Linked DNA regions of Mus musculus: region 1 is linked to region 2. A link is a loop called in an ENCODE intact Hi-C map of the cell type or tissue named here. Cell type or tissue: gastrocnemius. All regions are shown on one strand. Links, peaks and the distances in the headings refer to the core of each region. The heading gives the core; the rest is flanking DNA.

Region 1 (2,806 bases), core at 120-2,619, 52 kb after region 2:
CAGCTCTGTCCAACAGTGACCCATGGTATTACAAAAGGCACAGGCAACCTTTGTTAGCCAGATTTCTCCGGCTGTAATAGAACACCAGACCTAAAACAACCTGAGGAGCAAAGGGTTAGAGCATAGCTTTAGTCAGAAAGGAAGGCTGGTCGGTGGGGGGCTGAAATTCAGGTAGAACCCTGGAGGCAGGCTGATTATTGACTTGCCTCCCATCCCCCATCCCTACCCCACCCCACCCCCAACCCCTGCTTTTTCAGCCTCAATTTCTAATACCAGCCAGGACTACCTGCTGGAAGGTCCCCAGTGGTCCAGGCCCTCCCAGGTCAACCATTAATCAAGAAATGGCCACAGCCAGTCCTGTCCTGTTGGGGCTCTTCTTCCCAGCTAATCCAGTTTTTGACTACAAGCCAGGATTTTCAGGAACAAACAGTTGGGAGGACAGTTAATGGTTAAAACATTATGGACGGAGAGCCCAGTGGTCAAGCGCGCCAAAACAAAACAAGAACAAACGCTGACTTCTCTGCAGAAATTAGAGGCTCACTGCATAGCCCCAAGTTGTAACCACTTCAATTCTTCCTCCTCTGAAAATCTGTCTTCTTTTTAAGACTCACAATCAGCTGGGTGGATGCAGGACGAGGATCAAATGTCAACAGACACACTTCTGTTAGGTCCAATGGAGCACTCCAAAATGGCAGTGATGGTCACGCTGCTTTAGGCCCAATAAACTGAAAAACTGTTACCAGGCAAACGACCCTAAAGGTGAGTTTTTGTTCACCAGGAAACTCTGCCCTTCATCCACCCCAAAGGTCAAGTACCCTGGGCAAAGGCATCTAGTTCTGGGTCAATCTGAACAGCTCAAAGATGCTGGCCCTGTGACCGCCATATAAAATCTGCTAGCTTTTCCACCATATTCCTCTTCCGTTGCCCCTCCCTCCAGTCTTGCCAGTTTGCAGGTTTATTTGCAATAAACTTTTCTTTCTACCCCGGAGTGGTCTGGTTTGACGGTTTTGCTGCGTCCTCGCTTACAACGTGCCCTACCTAACAGTTTTTAAAAAGTACTAAGGCCTGGGTGCTGGGTTTCAGACCCCGGACAAGTGAGGAGATGCTTATCGGGCTTCCGGGTTCTCCCAGCATCCCTCAGTCCCCACCTGTTCCAGGGCGTGGCTGGCCATACCCCGCCCTCTACCCAGAACTTCCCAATCCAGGGATAGGCTTCCTCTCCCCCAGAGGCTCTTCAAGACTCTCCAGACATTTGGGCGGGTCTCCACTCCCCATCTCCTAGCGCCTCCGGCCTTTTCTGTCTCCCAATCCGACAGGAACTTCTCTGACCTCATGCTGGGAGATCAGCGGGAACCCTCCCTTTAGGTACTTTCAATTCAGCTTGAATTGGCTATTTTGTGGGTGGAGAAATCCTATCGCGGGGGTTACAGTTTGATGGGATGAACGCCTGCTTTTTTAATCAATCCCTCACACAACATTAAAAAAAAAAAAAAAAAAAAACGGGAACAGAAAAGATGAGCGTTAAGCCCGCCTTTGATCCCAGCACCCAGACGGCAGATCTCTGAATTCAAGGCCAGCCTGGTCTACAAAACAAGTTCCAGGACAGGACACAGGGAAACCGGATCTCAAGGAAGGAACAAACAAAAGAACAATAAGAAAACGACAGAAATATATCAATATTTTAGATACCGGGTTTTTCATTATGAATAACTTTCCCCTATTAGCTGAATTCCAATGTTTGGGTTCTTTTAACAGCTGGGTCGGTCTCACATCTAAAATACAGAGGTTCCCAGCACATTTAGCATACAAATAAAACCCTTTAGAACTGGGGACTGAATGGCTGCTTTAACCTTATCTCTGCATCAAGTTCACTGCTTGATGCCTGGGTGTAAATACTCTACATCCCTCCACCCCCACACAGGGGCTGTGCACAAAACATTTATCAGCTAGCCTTCTGGATGTAGCACTTAAAAAGAAAACAAAGAACCCTAAAAAAAAGTGCTTCACAAAGATATTTGTCCTTTTCAGCTGAAAACTAGAAGAAAACCACAAATCTACTTTGGGGGGAGGGAGTGTGTTTCTAGTTATTAAATGAGATTTCTACTCCTTAAAAAGATGTAGGAGGAGGGGCTGGAGAGATGTCTCAGGTTAAGAGCACTGACAGCTCTTCCAGAGGTCCTGAGTTCAACTCCAGCAACCACATGGTAGCCCATAACCATCTGTAATTCATACAATTCCCTTTTCTGGTGTGTATAAAGGCAGCTACACTGTACTCATATACAAAAAATGAATAAATATCTTTTTTAAAAAAGATGCACTGGGAAGTTTATTACTGCAAGTCAGCAAAAATTTGTAAGGGGGGAAAAAATCCTGATAAGACCTAACTACTTAGTCAGTAATATAGAGGGGGTAACATTCAAACATTGGGTGTGGACACTTCTTCATTGTGCGTCTAATATCTGAAATCCGCTGATTAAAACTGTTTTGTTGTTGGCTTAAAGACACCTCCCACTGTGGGACAGACAGTCTAGACGAAGGAAAAAGATCTGCTTTTATTTATGCACAGACAAGGTGTCACTCACTCTCCTGCAAACCTCCTGCCTCAGCCTCCTTACTGCTGGGCTGTGTCTCCCGAGCCAGCATACCCAGCAAAACCTCTTTCCTCTGCATTCCCATTCTGTTTATACCCCACATTCTGATGGGCGCCGCCTCTTAAGCAAATGTTTGAAGCCAGAGTAAAACCTACATGGACACGAGACAGTCGGTGCCTTTCTTTCCCCTTGGGGTAGAAAACCATGCCCTCCTA
Region 2 (2,806 bases), core at 262-2,761:
ATTGAGGTTTCAAAATCCCATGCGGGGCCCAGGCTCTCTCTGATGGCTGCCTGCGAATCAGGATGTAGAACTCTCAGGTACTTCTAGCACCATGCTTCCCGTCATAATGATAATGGACTGAAGCTCTGAACCTGTAAGCAAGCCCCCAAATAAATGTTTTCAGGGTTGTCAGAGTTATGGTGTCACTTCAGAAAAACAGAACAATGACCAAGAAAGATATTGGTACCAGGAGTGGGGTACTGCTGTGACAGGCTTGGCCACACTGTTTATTGGAGGAATGTAGGTAAACTTGGGGACTTTAGACTAAAAAAAGCAGAGGGGGAAGTGGGGTAGGGGAGCTAATGGGTCAGCATATTTGGAACATGGAGGACAGTGATGTGGGAGCCCAGCTAGAGAGGTTTCAGAGAGGAAGAATATTAGTAAAGGACTCAGACAACACTGTTGTGGAATTTTGGCAAAGAATGTGGCTACCTATTTTTATTAAAAAAATCTTTCTGATGATGGGGCTGGAGAGATGGCTTAGCAGTTAACGACTCCAGAGGTCCTGAGTTCAATTCCCAGCAACCACATGGTGGCTCACAACCATCTGCAATGGGATCTGATGCCCTTTTCTGGTGTATCTAAAGACAGAAAATAAAGCTTTTAAAAAGTTTCAAAAAACAATCTTCTTGATGGTATATATTGAGATTAATGGCATTAATAATTCCAGGAGGGTCTGCTATTGGCTATGTTATGTGGTTATTAGCAATACCTCTTTTGCAGATCTATAAGGAAAAGGAACAAACTGAACAATGAGAAATAGACAAGCGTGAAGCTTGAGGAGAACAGGAGGACCATGCATGTGATGGAGCCATGTCCAGTGCTTAGGAGAGCAAGCGGAAAGGAAAGCCTGCCACAAATGGGGTCAAAAGAGTGACCTCAGTGCAAGGCCCCACCCAACCAACAAAGCTTCAAATTTATGAGAAGAAATTAAAGAACAGCGTAAGCCATGAAGAAAAGCTGAGGCAAACGTAACTCAATGTTCCAGCCCCAACAAGCAGAACTTGGCAGCTTCGGCAATGTGGTTCCTGCTTTAGAGCCAAGGGTACAAGAAACGGGTTGTGGAATTTCCCTCCAAGGCAACAAGAAAGCCCCTGAAGCCAGGTGTGCATCTGCGGTGGTGTCCCTGCATGGAGGCGCAGGAGTTATTGTCTAAAGTTGTGAAGATGAAGCCTAGATTGTATTGGAGATCCGGGTATGTTGGAGATACAGATTCATGGGACACCCACATGGGAAACCTGCAGAGCGGGTGGGAAATCAGTAAATCTTAAAAAAAAAAAAAAAAAGGTGTGGCTTTTCGGAAGAAGGCGTGTCACTAGGAGTCGGTCTCTGAGGTTTCAAAAGCCCACGTCAGACCCAGACCCTCTGTCTACCTGCTTCCTGTGGATCAAGATATGGCTGTCATGGGCTGCTCCAGCTTTACGTGTGCTCCTGGGCTCCCCTTCAAGATGGAATTGCCCTGTTCTCTGTCCTCACAGCAACAGAACAGTGACTAAGACAGTCTTCTCGGAATTACCTGTCTGTTTAATGGCGCATAGGGAATAAGAAGCCAGGGGTAGCTTGTTAGGGCTGCTGCAGCCCAGGCTTTGATACTACCTACCCTAGTGACACTCCAAGAGACCTATGATCTACGGGGCTTCCGTTACCTAAGGTACCTAAGGAAACGAACAATCAGAGTGAAGGATCAGAGCGATGCACACTTGATGCACACTTACGTTCAAAGCGTTCTTTGCGGCCTCTGCTTCTGAGCGACTGTCAAAACTGACAAAGCCTACGGGCTAAGGGAAAGAGAGAGAGAGAAATCAAGATTAAAAAAAGAAAGACCTCAATCAAGGGACATCTGTTTTCTAGGTCAAGTGTGGTGTCTAACTGAAGAACTAAGATAAAGAAATGACCACAGGCAATGGGTAGAAAGGAGAAAGCCAATCCCAAGAATCAGGATATGATGGCTTAATAAATTTCTCACGTGAATCAACGGGATGGTGAGTGTAGTTCTTGGAGGGCAAAGCCAGGAATTTAGAGAATCATGTTTTAAAAAGGAAAAAAAATAGACGTGGTTGGAAGGTGAGCAGCAGTGAACGGGGATGGAGGGAAATCTGGGCTGGAGAAGATCTAAGTTTCCCAATCAAATTCACTGTACCTCAGCTTCTTCGTCTTTTAAAATGCAAAGAGAAAGCGAATCACGTTTTGGTTCACTGTAAGTGCAAGGAATATAATGACACAGAGGTGAGAAGCCCAGGGACTACAAAATAAAGCTTCAGTCTCAGAGCCAAGCCGTGCTTTCTAAGGCATGGAAGGTCACTGCTCAAAGTCACAGGCCCCTTTTAGAGCTTCCAGTGGGTACGCTGCCTACAGCCTAGCTCACCTCTGTTACAGCAGGGGTTACAACTCACTAAAAACCCTGTCAATCACCACCTCTAGCCTGTCCTTGCTACACTGCATACCTCGACTCGTCTGTTCTGTTTTGATTGTGTGTTTGGATTTGAGACAGGGTTTTTCTGTGTAGTCCTGGCTATCCTGGAACTCCCTTTGTAGACCAGGCTGGCCTTGAACTCACAGAGATCCACCTGCTGGAATTACAGGCACGTGCCACCACCACTATGCCACCTGGTTTTCAGCTGTGCTTTTAGAGGTTTGGTGGAGAGCAGGATTATTTACCATCTAATATTCATATATAAATGGCAAATATTCCATGAAGAGAACTTGGCAAGAATTGTGACTAGGGCTGCAGAGATGGCTCAGCGACTGGGATCACTGAGAGGTGTTG

Evidence for each region. Peaks named below come from ENCODE experiments on the same cell type or tissue, not always from the same donor. Only the 100,000 strongest peaks of a DNase experiment are listed, where the experiment ranks them.
Region 1: it touches region 2 in a loop (2.4-fold over the local background); 4 of 42 quality-filtered maps call a loop at or near these places.

Annotation. Positions count from the first base shown.
Region 1 is chr8:33,913,111-33,915,916 of GRCm38, forward strand. The region is part of intron 1 of Rbpms (RNA binding protein gene with multiple splicing); the gene reads right to left. Among named protein-coding and RNA genes, the nearest start is that of Gm51528, 9.3 kb to the right of the region's middle. In gastrocnemius, for the core only: no CTCF peak of the experiment used is centred there; a DNase peak (open chromatin) is centred at 1,248; H3K4me3 peaks cover 821 bases; H3K27ac peaks cover 2,122 bases.
Region 2 is chr8:33,861,232-33,864,037 of GRCm38, forward strand. Rbpms (RNA binding protein gene with multiple splicing) reads right to left here. Exons shown (of 8, transcript NM_001042674.2): 4 at 1,755-1,817. Among named protein-coding and RNA genes, the nearest start is that of Gm51528, 61 kb to the right of the region's middle. In gastrocnemius, for the core only: no CTCF peak of the experiment used is centred there; no DNase peak of the experiment used is centred there.